Linked DNA regions of Homo sapiens: regions 2 and 3 are each linked to region 1. Evidence: chromatin loops called from intact Hi-C (ENCODE). Cell type or tissue: heart left ventricle. All regions are shown on one strand.

Region 1 (2,500 bases):
ATGTTCATGGGCAGCAGGTGGAGGAACAAATTGTGGTACACCCGTCTTCTTTTGATGACCCAATTGATTTCACATCACCTTCTGTACTTTCTCCAGTTCCCCAAGTATCTTCTGCCATTGAGGCCAGATCTGCCCATCTATACACTATCAGGAGAAACTGGAGGCTTCTATTTTTCATGTTCACCCTGTTGAGAGAACCCACAGTCTGGTGGGAGAGACAGATACACAAGTCAGCCATCCCAGCAGCTGTCTTGTGTGATGTTCTATGAAAGAGAGGCTGTGTGCTACCCCAGGAACAAGGAAGATGCAGGATAGCAATGAAAGAAGGCTTCTCAAATATGCCACAGCTGGATGCAGAACAGGGAATGGGGAGTGAGTATCTGTCAGACAGAAGTGGAAGGAGAGCATTCCAGACAGGGTATGGAATCTCCTTCCTCAAGGGCAAGGACTTTGGAGTATCTGGGATGTTGATGGTCTGGTGTGACCAAAACTCAGTGGGAGATGAGGCTGAAGGGTAAGCCAGGGCTTGATCATGGAAGGAAGTCTTAGTGTGTGTGCCGAAGGGTATGGGCTCAAATTTGAGGGCACTAAACAGGCACGGAAGGTTCCAAGCCTGGAACTCACAGCTGCAGCTCACTCTGGTGGGTTTATTCATGGGGCCCTGCTCAAATCTTCCCTAGCAAAGCTGCTTTCTCTCTAGATCGGGGTTTCTCAACAGCAACACTATCATTTGAGGCTGGATTATTCTTTGTTGGGGGTGGGGGCTGTTCTGTGCATCAGAGGCTGTTCAGCAACAGCATCCTTAGCCTCTATTCACTAGATTCTGGTAGCACTTCCCCAGTTTCCACAACCAACAACGTCTTCAAACATTACCAGAAGTCCCCTGGGTGGCAAAATAGCTCCTGATTGAGAATCCCTGATTTGTTTTTCTTTTTTGTGAATATGTACACAGATGACTCCTCCTGTATTTGTCCTCTTCCCTCTCCCCAAGGCCTGGCAATGTCCTGCTTCCAGCCTTTCCATGAGGGACACTGGATGCTGCCATTGGCTCCCTGCATTGCCTTATTTCAGCACCTGTGGCTCATGCTCGTGGAGCTGGGGCTGGTTGTGGGGAAGCAGCTGCCAATAGCTCTGTCTACCTCTGGATCGGGTCAGTAAGGCACCTCATCTCCTGCAGGGCACACCATGTAGTGTCCAGGAGCTTCCCGGTTGGATTCCCACCCCAAGGTCAGCTGGGAACAGAACTGTCCAAGCCTGTTGGCCCTGTACCCTCTGTCCGTCAGTCTCACTGTCTGCTACGCTGCAGTCTGGAGGGAAGCATCAGCTCAGGAAGCCTGCCAGGGAGAGGGCAGCAGGCCGGGGACAGAGGGCAGGTGGTGGTAGCTGGAGACCATGTGACTCCTGGAGGCTGTGTGTGTCACAGGGCAGAGCTGGCCACTGGCTCTTCCCTTGGCTCAGCCTGAGAAGCCTTCACATGACATCTCTGTGGGAGCCTTCATGTTGTGGGCAGAGGAGAGGGAGGTGGGAGGGAAGAGGGAAGTGTTTTTAGGATCCAAGCTAGAAATACAAAATACATTTGTGAATCACAAGCTGATCCTCATCACATGACCACAATAGCTTTGCCAATGCAGAAATCAGGCTTCGGACACACATACGAAAAAATCTATCCTGCCCCTGCTATGTCTGGGCTGTGGTGGCCAAGAGAGTAAGAGAGTAAGAAAGTGGGGCACTGGAATTGGAGCAGGAGGCCAGGGAGCCAGCTATGCAGCCGGTCTCCATGTCCCAAAGCGTCACCAAAACCAGAACACAAAACCAGCCCCCATTCCAGCATTTTCTACATGCTTATTCATATGGTAATCTCATAACAGCCACATTTCCCAGTGGAAAACCGAGGCCCAGAGTGATTCCTCCATGTTCCATTTTCTTCCTTCCTTAGAGTTTCCAGGGTTCAATCTATATATATAATATTTTATTTTATTAATAAATATTAATAAAATTAATATATAATATATATAATAAAATTTATTAATAAAATTAATATATAATATAATATATAAAATATAATAACAATTGATATATATATAATATAAAATTTATATATATATAAATTTTTTTTTTACTTGTGCCATCAGCTCACTCTATCTCTCTGTGTCCCCAAACTGCATAGGGCAGGTCCTTCCTGCTGAAGGGATGTGGCGAGGATCCTGAAATTATCCCCACTCCATAAGAGAGAACTCCAGGCAGGCTGGGGCTCAAAGTCCCAAGTCTAAGAGGTTAGAAGTGCATGGGACTCTGAGTCAGGCTAGTCTAAACGGCTGCCAGGGTAAGAATGGGCCTGGCAAGCCTCTGAAAGCCCTGGAGCCTCCTTCCCCTCAGCAATGAGAGGAAAACCCCGAGGGTTCCACCAGCAGCCCCACCTCACCACCCACAGCGGGCCAAGAGCTTTATTTAGCTGAACTGAAATCTCACAGACCTGGAACATGACTCCTAAGCTGGTGTC
Region 2 (2,500 bases), 210 kb after region 1:
TTACGACATGGACATCTCTGGGAAATGTATTATCTGTGTCTGCCAACAACAACATTCAATGAGTATTTGATAAATAAATGACTGAATTATTATCTAATTTCACTCATCAAGTAATTCCTTAGAATCAATGTAATTATTCTTCCATTTTACACATGAGGGAAATGAAGCTTGAAAGGTTAAGTCACCTAGCTAATAAATAGCAGAGTAAAACTCAAACAGGCTAACTCAAGACAGTTTCTGACTGTCCCCACTTGTTTCATTTTTCTGTTGTCAGCTTACAAATCTACCTCCTTGACTAGACTCAGAGCTCCTAGAGGAGAGAGACCATGGTTTGCATATTTACAACCCCAAAGCCCAGCCCAAGGCATGGAAAATAGCAATAATAATAATAGTAGTAGTAGTAGTAGGAATTTACTGAGTACTTAACAAGTGCCAAGTGCTGATATAAACACTACCTGCACCCAGAAAACGTATTGAGTAAATGTTGAGTGGATAAAACCAGCTTTTCTCACTAAATCCCAACAGCTACATTTTTAGCCCTATCTAATACTCAAGTTCTATACTATAAATGTGCAGATTAAGTCATATTAAATTAGAGAGGCTCTAAAACATCATCAAGAGTGGGTTTATTTCTGTCTCCTGGTCTGAATCCAGAATCCCAAGTCATTATCCATCAGTCTGTCTAATGAGTGAACATTCACTGTGAATAGATTTATCCATTCTAGATTAAGAGTTTGATTTGACAAACTAAAAAATAGTGACTAAGATATCCAGAGGTCTTCACAGTTTCCTAAGCACTTTCACAAGTACACTTAATTCTCAAAACAACATTGTACTTAGGGGAGGGATGTATTATTACCCCCATTTTATGATAGAAAAAGCTTGGCTCAGAAAACCTAAATAGATTGCCCAAGTTCACCTAGCTAGTGAGAACCACATTCCAGGTTTCCTGACTTCTATATCCACATTTTTCTACTATGTAGTGCTTCCAAGCAGAATGTCTTATGGCTTTTAGAGAGGGGAATGTCCATGCAGACTGGCAAGGCTCAGCTTCCACGTGGATCCGTGGGGACCGTGCCAGCTCCCCGAGCCTGGTTTGCCTACTCGTTCGGATCATGCAGCTCTCTCGATTGTGAGGTTTACAATTTCTCAGTCTGCACAATGAAAGAAAACCCTAAGAATTCAAATCACTCCGTAAAGTCTAAAAAAGGAGAGGGGATAATTGCCACTGGAGTGGATGTTTATTTGTCCTGAAAAAAAAAATATTTTCACTGAATAAAAATTCTGCATAACATAGAACTCAGGGGAAGAAGTTGGCAGGTGCAGGAGATTTCTATTCTGTTTTCTTTTTATCTACTTTTCTAAGCATCCTTTCTATTTCCATGCTTTGAAAAGCATGGAAGAGAACTCGGGCTCTGGGATAAAGAGAGAAAGAAGAATCCTCGAGTTACGGAGCCTGGCTAACCTCTTTTCTGTGAAGATCTGTGTGCTCTTTTGTGCAATAATGAAGAGATGGAAAGAAAAGAATTGTCCCCACATTATCCACCACTAGGCCAGCCAAAAGGACCTCTGACTAGGGAAGCAAAGCCACCCCAACACTGGCTAATTCCCCTCACTCCTTCCTTGCCAGATGGTGCTCTCAGAACATGACTGTCCCCTCTGTGATTGTCCATGATTTGAGGGTCAGGAGCCACCACAGGAAAAGTATCTAATTCCACTTTCACACACTTGTAGTGTCAGCAATCCAAATACAGAACTCTATTTTGGCCACATTTTAACTACTCTGGCATCAGCACAGGAAAAGAAGCCCACCTGTTGGTATCAGTGAAAAAAATCTCCTAAGTCACTTCTCAGCTATGCTCATCCTGGATTCTTCACCTCATCAAACATCCTACAAGGTCTGGTGTTCCAAGAGGCCAATCTATACTGCAACTCTAGTCAGAGAGAACATTTGAAAGCATAGAATTCTTCTCTCCTAGTCTGTTTCCTAAATTGCCATCAAAGCAATTTTCCCAAAGCATACACTTATTCATTCTACACATATATATTCAGTTACTATTAGGTGCTGGGTACTTTTCCAGGTACTTTTCTTGATTGCTGTGGCAAGTGCCACAGTAATCAAGGCAGGAAATACCTGCTTTTATCTAGAGGGAGGAGAAGATGTTAAACAAACCAACATATCTTATTTCTGATAAGTAATTGTAACAGAAAGAAACCAAAAGAGGGTAGTAGTGGTTGTGGGGTAGAAAGTGACTTGAGTGGGGTGATAGCTTACATGGTAAGTGTCATTTGAACCAAGGCCTGAGACAAGAAGGAAATTGGCTGTGCCAAGAACTAAGCATTCTAGACAAAGAAAAGAGAAGATTCAGAAGATAGAAATAAACTTGGCAGTTGGAAGAACATAAAGAAGTCCCAGGAGGCTGAAAGATGGTGAGCAGAGGGAGAGTGGTAGGAGTTGGGGCTGGAGATTGAAGCAAAAGCTGGAGTGGCTGTGGTAGAA
Region 3 (2,500 bases), 120 kb after region 1:
GGCATAGGAAACATGCTGTCATCTCGCTAATCCTCAGTTTCCCCATCTGTCATAGAGAAAGGATTAAAACTAATGATTTCTAAGGCTCCCTTCCCAGCTGCAACTTGGGTAAAACAGAATGGTCAGAAACAAGGCCAGGCAGGAGCAGAGGGCAAGGCAGCTCAGAGTTCATGCTGAGCTAGAGAAGAACAAAAAGTAAGAGCAACCTTTGGGGATTCCTGGATGGCTCCTGAGGTTTCCCACACCAATAAGACACTGGGGAAGCTGTCCACAAGACCATTTAACAAGCTATATGCTTAGAGAATATTTGCAAAGAAGGGCCTGCTCAGTAGCCTTCAGAGGCCCATGGAGTAGCGCATGGACAATCTACTAGGATCCAGTATCCCAGGCAGGAGTCCTAGGGGCAGGACTCACATTTCTCAGTCCAGCTGGCCCCTACACTGGCCCCAGCCTTGGCATAGCCCTTCTGACTTCTTTCAAACACCTTCTCTTTATTCGCTCTAAACTCCAATGTATATTTCATTAGAAAGCAACATGGCATGGCAGAAATACAGCAACTTTAGAGTGAAGCCCTGAATGTGAGTCTTAGCAGCCTCGACTGTTATGCACCACATAATCTTGAGTAAATTATTTTTGCCACCACTACCTCAGTGTTCTTCATCTGTAAAATGGAAACTATACCACCCATCTCTAGAGATGTTTTCATGATTCAAATCAGATCACTAAATTGCCGTGCTCTGTAAACTGAAACACTAGACAAACCTAAGCCATTAGCCATGTCAAATTATTTTGGGAAGTCATTGGGGTCTAAATGATGCATAAACAAAACCAGAGCTGGAGAGAAAGCCTCGCTTGGCCCTGTGCAGACTCACTGTCTCCTTTCCGTCATCTGGCGATCCCCCCGAACCCTCCCCTCCAGCCTTCCGGGCTTGGCGGTGGGGCCAGCCAGCCACTAACAGGACTCACCGCTCGAACCAGACAGTCCCCAGGGCTGGAGGCTTGTGGCTGTGAGCCTATCAGCTGGCATGTTGACAGACACAGAATCTGGCCAATAAATGTCTAATTGGGATGGTACCAATTCTCAAACACGGCAGTTCTGCATAGTGAATCCAAAGGGGTAGGAGGCAATACTAAAAGCCAGAGGTCTGGGAGGCCACAAACCTTGGCACTTCAAGGCCATGGAATGTTGTGGAAGGGTAGAGGATCTGGAAAAAACAACACACTAGCATTTTATGTGCAGGAGGCAGTGTGTGGCAGGGAAAAGTATGTGAACTCAGGGGCCTCAGACACCTGAATACCAAGCCCAGCTCTGCTATTTACTGTCTATGTATTCTTTAGCAGGTCACTTAACTTTTCTGAGCCTTGGTTTTCTCATTGTACAATGAGTATTGCAACAGTAACGTAATTCTAATACCTAACATCTACTGGAGGCGTATTATGTACCAGTCACTGTTTCATGTCCTCTGCCAGTGTAACCCATGTAACCAACTTCTCAGCATTCTTCTGAAGCTACTTGGTGAAGTATCTGGTAGGCTAACAGGCACTCTGAGAATGAGCTTCCTCCCTGTACCCTTTATCTTTATGTCCCCCAAACACAGCTGCCCTAGTGCAGCCGATATTTTATCCTTCGTGAATCCCAGCTTCACTACTTACTGGCTCTGTAGTCTTGGGCAAGTCACCTAACCACTCTGAGCCTCACTTTTTTTCTTGGGTAAAATAATGAATAATGACCTCTTAGAGTTGTTGCGGGAACAAAATGATAAAGACAAAGCACTTAGTGCAATGGCTACCAGGTAGTAAATTCTCCATATTAGTTGCTTTACTTTTTATTTATAAACCCTCTTATTTGTGTCACATTTTTTCACTTTGTGAAGCACTTTCACAGCTGTTAACTCATTAGATTTATACTCTATAAGGAAGATATGGGAAGAATTATTAATTTTTTGACAAGTGGAGGCTCAGAATTGTGGAGTGGCTTACTCAAGGTCATGTCATGAATAAGAAGTGGAGATGAAACCTAACCCAGCTCTTCCTCCTTCAAGCCTAGTGCTCTTTCTCTTCTAAGAAACTGCAGAGAGTCACTGGTAATGGCCAGAGTCAACTCCTCAAAGCTGCCCCTTCGGCCCAGAACAAAATTGATGAGTCCATTGGTTTTGTTAACGGTGGGTGAAAGCCAGAGACTCTGGGTGAATCCAGAGTCTCTGCAGCTATTCTGTGAATAGAGGGAAAGGCTCAGGCAACTACAGGTCCTTGAGGATAATTTATGGCATTTAGGGGCATTTACGAGTCAGGGAGAAGTAGGGAGAGGCTCTGAATGGAAACAGTTCCCACTGAGTTTGCAAGTCCTCAGACTTCACAGTGTCCCACAGAAATGGAATGTAAAATTGCATGGATAAATATTCTGGTAGTTTTCTGAGTAGAAAGACTATAGGTTTTGCCTGATTATCTGAAGCATTTCTGACCCACAAAAGGGAAAGAGCAGTTGCTGTAAGAATGCCAC

Evidence for each region. Peaks named below come from ENCODE experiments on the same cell type or tissue, not always from the same donor. Only the 100,000 strongest peaks of a DNase experiment are listed, where the experiment ranks them.
Region 2: it touches region 1 in a loop (4-fold over the local background); 9 of 110 quality-filtered maps call a loop at or near these places.
Region 3: a loop joins it to region 1, with 4 times the contacts of the local background. A loop is called at or near these places in 3 of 110 quality-filtered maps.

What each region holds. Positions count from the first base shown.
Region 1 is chr9:99,355,398-99,357,897 of GRCh38, forward strand. NAMA (non-protein coding RNA, associated with MAP kinase pathway and growth arrest) reads right to left here. Exons shown (of 6, transcript NR_102271.1): 6 at 1-205. Among named protein-coding and RNA genes, the nearest start is that of NAMA, 19 kb to the right of the region's middle. In heart left ventricle, no CTCF peak of the experiment used is centred here; DNase peaks (open chromatin) are centred at 1,347 and 2,393; H3K27ac peaks cover 1,637 bases.
Region 2 is chr9:99,564,332-99,566,831 of GRCh38, forward strand. No RefSeq gene overlaps it. Among named protein-coding and RNA genes, the nearest start is that of NAMA, 190 kb to the left of the region's middle. In heart left ventricle, no CTCF peak of the experiment used is centred here; a DNase peak (open chromatin) is centred at 1,080.
Region 3 is chr9:99,477,863-99,480,362 of GRCh38, forward strand. No RefSeq gene overlaps it. Among named protein-coding and RNA genes, the nearest start is that of NAMA, 100 kb to the left of the region's middle. In heart left ventricle, no CTCF peak of the experiment used is centred here; a DNase peak (open chromatin) is centred at 959.